2 separate regions of the Homo sapiens genome follow, and region 2 is linked to region 1. The links are chromatin loops, found by intact Hi-C in ENCODE. Cell type or tissue: K562. All regions are shown on one strand. Each heading gives the region's core, and the rest is flanking DNA. Links, peaks and the distances in the headings are about the cores only.

Region 1 (2,918 bases), core at 107-2,606:
GAAGGGGATCTGATGACACCCTAGGGCAGCTATAGAGTCAGGGGAGGTCCAGGCTATGGAGGTTTCTGTACCCATGTCTCCCTTTGCTTTCTTAGTTTTGTTCAGCCTGAGCCTCATCCCAAGATCCAGGGTCCTGTGCCATGGATTATACCACCCATGTGTGTCTACACCCAGAGCCCGTATTGCCACTGAGGAGACAGACATATGCCATTTTTCAAAGTAGGAGCTCCTTAGGGTAGGGGGCAATGATCTAACATGAACATAAAATCCCACATACAGAATCCACACAAGCCTCTCAAATTTGTCACCACTGGGGCAAATTCAACAAGCATTCACTGTGTAAGCTGCCATGTGTAGTGCTGGGAGGAAAGCCAGAGTTCCTCCCTCAAGGAACTTATGATTTAGTGGTGGTGGGGTAGTGTGCCCTTGTGTAAGCAAGAGAAATACATAGGTGTAGTGCAAGTGTGAACATTCTTTGTGTCTAATGATGGACTCCATGCTATAAGTACTCAGTGTTTACCAAGAAGAAAGATGCATATAGTTACCTCTAGGTTTGTTAACAGCTAGATCTAAGACAGGGAAGAGAGGATGTTTGCATTTGGGATCCCTGCTCTGCACTGAATGCTGCCCAAACTACTTCTGTGCTCACCAGGAGAGGACCATTAAAGGCAAAGGGAAGAAATACATCTGGGCTTGCTGGTCTAAGCTGAGAATTTCAGGGCTGACATCTGAAGGCAGAGCCAAGAAAAACTTCTAAGCAGTGAAAAACGCCAAACCCTGGGCTTGAGCTTCAGGGAGACTGAGGGGCAATTTAAATCTCTTTTCTGGTGGAGTAGAGGATCCTTTTATGGTTGGGATGGCTCGTGTTATCCTTCAAGGAGGCAGAGGTATGATGGTATGTCAGGTTCCTCCTGGGCCTGATTCTTTCTTTGAAATTTGCTTCTTCTATCCCTGAGGCACTTTGGAGTTGAGACTGAATAATAACCAGCCACACAAACCTGGGTTCTACCACAGAGTTCATCGTTAACAAACCGCGTGCCCTTGGGCTGGTAACTTCTTTCTCAGTTAAAGTACCCATCTGTTGACTTAGGAGCCAGAGGGTGTGTGAGTGTCTGTAGACACCTGGTGGCAGTTTGGAGGAATTACGTTCAGTATCATCAGGGAGCAAATCCCTGTGCATGCTGTTCAGGAGTGTCCCAAGTGCCCAAAAGAGCTTCCTGGGTTTGGAAGCTGAACTAGTCAATCTGATATCAGTTTGAGGAGCTCATCCTGGGAAAAGAGTCCTGTTTTTAAAGTCATGTTTGTCCAGAAATTCGTCCTTGTTACTGGCCCAAATGTTTACATTTGATTTAATTTTACCATTCCCACGGCCTCTGCAATCAATTTCCTTTCTTGGTTCTATAGATTTTATTCTAGAGGCAAAGTCCTGGGGGATTTAGGAGTAACACAGTGTCTTACACACAATAGAAGTTTTATGGTGCTTACCAAGTGTCTTTCAAGTTCTTACTATTATCCCCATCTTGTAGATGGAAAAATTAGGGCACAGAGAGGTTAAACAACCTACCCAAGGCCACACAGCTAGTCAGGGACATCAGCAGGATTTGCACCCAGACAATTTAACTCCATAATCTCTACTTTTAACTTTCTTAACAACTGTTGACGGATGAACAGACGGGTGTAATTTGAGAGGCCCTGAAAAAGGTCTTACTCCAAAATATACTTTCCACTGAGGTAGTATAGTTATATAATGTCTACCATAAAGCACTGCCCTTTTTCTGTTTCTTATAGTGCTTTTTAAAGTATAAATAGCCTATGAAGGGTTATATTAGCCCTTTAGTGTGAATTTATTCATTAGATGTTTTATATTGTCTTGTTTAATAAGTGCTAGAAAGGGCTAGAAGGAATTACTGTGTTCTGCAAAGGGATCTCAGTAAACGGAACTGTTTTATTTCTTTGCCCTTGTTCTGAACTGTACTGAAAAATAGAAAGAAAATGTGGTGCTCAAAATGTCATCTTTTTTATTGATAGTGATTAAGTAAGACATTAGTAGCGCTAGGTCTGCTAGCTGGGGCTTGCTCATACTAGAACTGAGAATTAGGCTAACTTACCCACCTAATCATGACAGGCCTGGGCATCCTTGCCTAAGAGTAAGTCCCTATTATGCCATAGGGATCTCTGCAGTTCCCAAGTAGAAGCAGAGTAGAGCTAAGCCAATTATTCTTACAAAATTTACCAACCAGTTAAGTCCTTCTACCATCTCAGGGGCAAGGAGAAGAAAGGAGTGAAAAGAGGCCAGGAGTGGGGAAAAGGCGCTCACCTCTAGTAGAGACCTTAGACATCACCTAATCAAGCCTTCTCATCATACAGATACAATGGAATTCCAGAGAAGGGAAGGGACTTTGATAAACTAAGGTTGCGAGCTGTGAAGGGGTTGAGTCACGACACTGGATATGCTGATTTGGCTGCCAAGCTCCTTCAACATTCCACCACAATGCCCTTTTCCAGGAAGAGTGAGCAGTGGGAGTGCTTTAGAACCTGGCATCCAAGGGACCTGGTGGGAAGGGGGAGTGAAGAAGTAAAGCTACAGCAATATGCCCAGTGAATAGGTCCTAGGGTGAGCCCTCAGCACTTTGGATACTGGAGTCAAGCCCTCTTTCTTCTGCTGTCCTCCTTGAAGCTCCACTCAGTGTCAGAGAGGGAAGACTATTTAAGATCACCCACCATATTAGTAGGATTTCTCAGAAACAGAACCAACAGCATGTGTATTTATAGAAAGAGATTTATTACAAGGAATTGGCTGATGTGAATATGGAAGCTGGAGAGTCTAAAATCTGCAGTGTAGGACAGCAGGCTAGAAACTTGGGAGAGCTGATTATACACAATCCTAAGGCAGTCTGCTGGAGAATTTTCTCTTGCTC
Region 2 (2,918 bases), core at 273-2,772, 250 kb before region 1:
ACAGAGAAACTGAGTAGTAAGTACAGAGAATTACTATTTACCCCTACCCTCTTCAAACCCAAACAGCTTCTTCTATTATCAATGTCATGCGTTAGTGTAGTGCATTTATTACAATTGATGAGCCAGCAGTGATATTTTAACCAAAGTCCTTAACTTACATTAGGGCTCATTCTTTTTGTTGTATAGTTCCATAGCTTTTGACAGCTGTGTAGTGCCATGTGTATTATATTTCTGTGAGCGTTAAAAAGAAGAATGACCCTCTGCTTAGAAGCGGCTTACCTGTTTCTGGTACAGACACCTTAACACATGGATTTATGCAAGGGTTTTCATGGAGGGGATTCTATGTAATACAACAAATAACAACCTCAAAGAATCCTAACTGTAAAGACAACAAAAGTCTCACAGGGCTAAACCATGTAATGTCTCTTAATTAAGCTGATGGCATCAAATTTCAGTGAAAGAAATTCAAAGGGAATGGAGGCGACCCAGCAGAGGGGGCAAAACAATATAGTACAGTTATTCAGCTTTCTGGTAATCTGGCCTCAGAGAAACATGTACTGTGACTTATATATACTTCAGATAATCTTGCATAAAGTTTTTTGATAGATATTGAGAGGCAGCACCAACAATATAAATGTTTTCTTATTAGACATTCTTTCTCAAATGCAAGCCATTGTTTTGCTTGAGATTCTAAGTCTGGGTTCTCTGCAAGAGGAGAGATGGGCTTTAAACATGGGTAATAGTCCACTGACAACTGTGACATTTCACCAGCTAGTGTAGAAAGGCATTGGGAATAGCACCAGATTTCTTGTAGCCTTTTTTGTTTTTGTTTTTGTGTGGAACTGTTTGCAGCTATATGTTCCATAAAGTTTTAACCTTTCCAAGTGGTTTTAACCTTTCCAATCAGACTATATTAATAGTAACTGTTTTCCATTTATTTAAAAAACTTTTTTCTTCCATTTCTTTTGAAATTACCTTATAATACCACTGACTATACACAAGGGGGAGATCACATAATTTGTTGACAATTTTGATCAGTATGTTGTCACCAAAACTGCACATTAACCCGAAAGAGCCAAAAGAGTGTGTATAAGTTTCCTCTTGTTGCTATAACAATTATTACAAACTTAATGGCTTAAAGCAACACAAATTTATTATTTTACAGTTCTGGAGGTCAGAAATTTGAAGTGGGTCTCAGGGGGCTGAAATCTAGGTGTCAGCAGAGCTGTACTCCTAGAGGCTCTAGGGAAGAATCTGTTTTCTTCCTTTTTCCAGCCTCTAGAGGGAGCCCACATTCTTTGGCTTGGTCCCTCAGCCAGCAATTGTAAAACTACCTCTGCTTCTGTCGTCCCATTTTCTGTAACTCTTCCGCACCTTTCTTCCTTGCACCCTACACCCTTGTTATTACATTGGGCCTGCCCATGTAATCCAGGATAATCTTCCCATCTCAAGATCCTTACTTAATCACATCTGCAAATCCCTTTTGCCATGTGTGGTAACGTATTCACAGACTCCAGAGACTTACTTGGACCTTTTTGGGGGCCCATTATTCTGACCTCCACAAGTGTATTTAGATAATTATCTATTCTTCCATTTATTTTTGTCCTGAATCTTCTGGATTTTTGGTTAGTAGGTAAAATTTTTGACTATTATAAATTTCCTTTGAGTAATTAGGAAGATTTTATACATTTTAAATTATTTCCTGGTAAACTTTTAGGCTGATATTCGTCAATAAATGAACAGGTTATATCTATCTCAATACCTAACAGTTTATTCTTTAAGTGATGACTATTATCTAATTAGGGACTTGGAAGAACTTCAAAGCTTAGTCTTCTAGATTTTACAAAGTGATAGATTGCTCTATTATTTATCATTTTGTTTCCAAACTGAGTATAAAATAGTCAATAGATACGTAAAATGAGACCTCAGAGCTGTTTCCTCTTTTGCAAAGTGAGCGATAAGATGCTCCCCACCTCTCTGTCCAGTTCTTACATTCAATAGAAAGACTAAATACGCCTAGAAGACAATGAAATACGTTGAGTGACTCAAAGTTGCTCAGAAATTACCATGAGGAATACCCATCCTAGCTTTCCTTGAACCCTGGACTGCAGTGCTCATCACCATCAAATCTCATGGAATATCTGGTGGGCTAGATTTTGAGTTGTTGCTTTTTGGGTACTCTGCCAGGTGGTATTGTACAGCAGACACATTAAAAGTGACTGAAGTGCAATATTTGTGTCCTCCCCTGAGTGGGATTAGGATCAGAGAAAGTAGGTTCTAAGACATAGAAACCTGTCATGTGAAAAGTCTTTAGGTGAACAAACTGCAGAAAATTTACGGTTGCAAGAAAAAAGTACAATGAGTTCTAAGACCCTCCTGGAAAATGAGGTTGAGTCATTCTGAGGATAGTGCTTCTCACAGGGGAGCTGGGAGGGGAAGGAGGCAGGGCAGAGCTGGCAGCTGCAGGAAGCATGGGCTCTGCCTGTAGGATTTTTCATTCCATAGCAGAAACCACGGAAACTGCAGCCATCTTCATCATGGAGAGGGCTGGGGAAAACAAAGTGGGGAGAATAAAGAACGGGAGATTATCACAAGACTATTACTTATATTCCCTTGGTTTCTGGTATCACAAGGGTTGTAGAGCACTTAACAATTTTTTTTTTCCTTGAGACGGTCTCGCACCCAGGCTGGAGTGCAGTGGCATGAACATAACTCACTGCAGCCTCGACCTCCCAGGCTCAAGCAATCTTCTCGCCTTAGTTCCCCAAGTAGCTAGGCGCACACCAACATGCCCAACTAATTTTTGTATTTTTTGTAGAGACGGGGTTTTGACATGTTGCCCAGGCTGGTCTCGAACTCCTGAGCTCAAGCAATCTGCCTGCCTCAGCCTCCCAAAGTGTTGGGATTACAGGCGTGAG

The links. Hi-C counts contacts between places; a loop is a spot of excess contacts. Peaks named below come from ENCODE experiments on the same cell type or tissue, not always from the same donor. Only the 100,000 strongest peaks of a DNase experiment are listed, where the experiment ranks them.
Region 2: it touches region 1 in a loop (5-fold over the local background); 19 of 110 quality-filtered maps call a loop at or near these places.

Annotation. Positions count from the first base shown.
Region 1 is chr1:152,184,638-152,187,555 of GRCh38, forward strand. No RefSeq gene overlaps it. Among named protein-coding and RNA genes, the nearest start is that of CCDST, 3.2 kb to the right of the region's middle. In K562, for the core only: a CTCF peak has its summit at 1,126; a DNase peak (open chromatin) is centred at 1,114.
Region 2 is chr1:151,932,907-151,935,824 of GRCh38, forward strand. All of the region lies in intron 1 of LOC124904421 (a long non-coding RNA gene), which reads right to left. Among named protein-coding and RNA genes, the nearest start is that of THEM4, 25 kb to the left of the region's middle. In K562, for the core only: a CTCF peak has its summit at 1,288 (motif pointing right); a DNase peak (open chromatin) is centred at 1,295.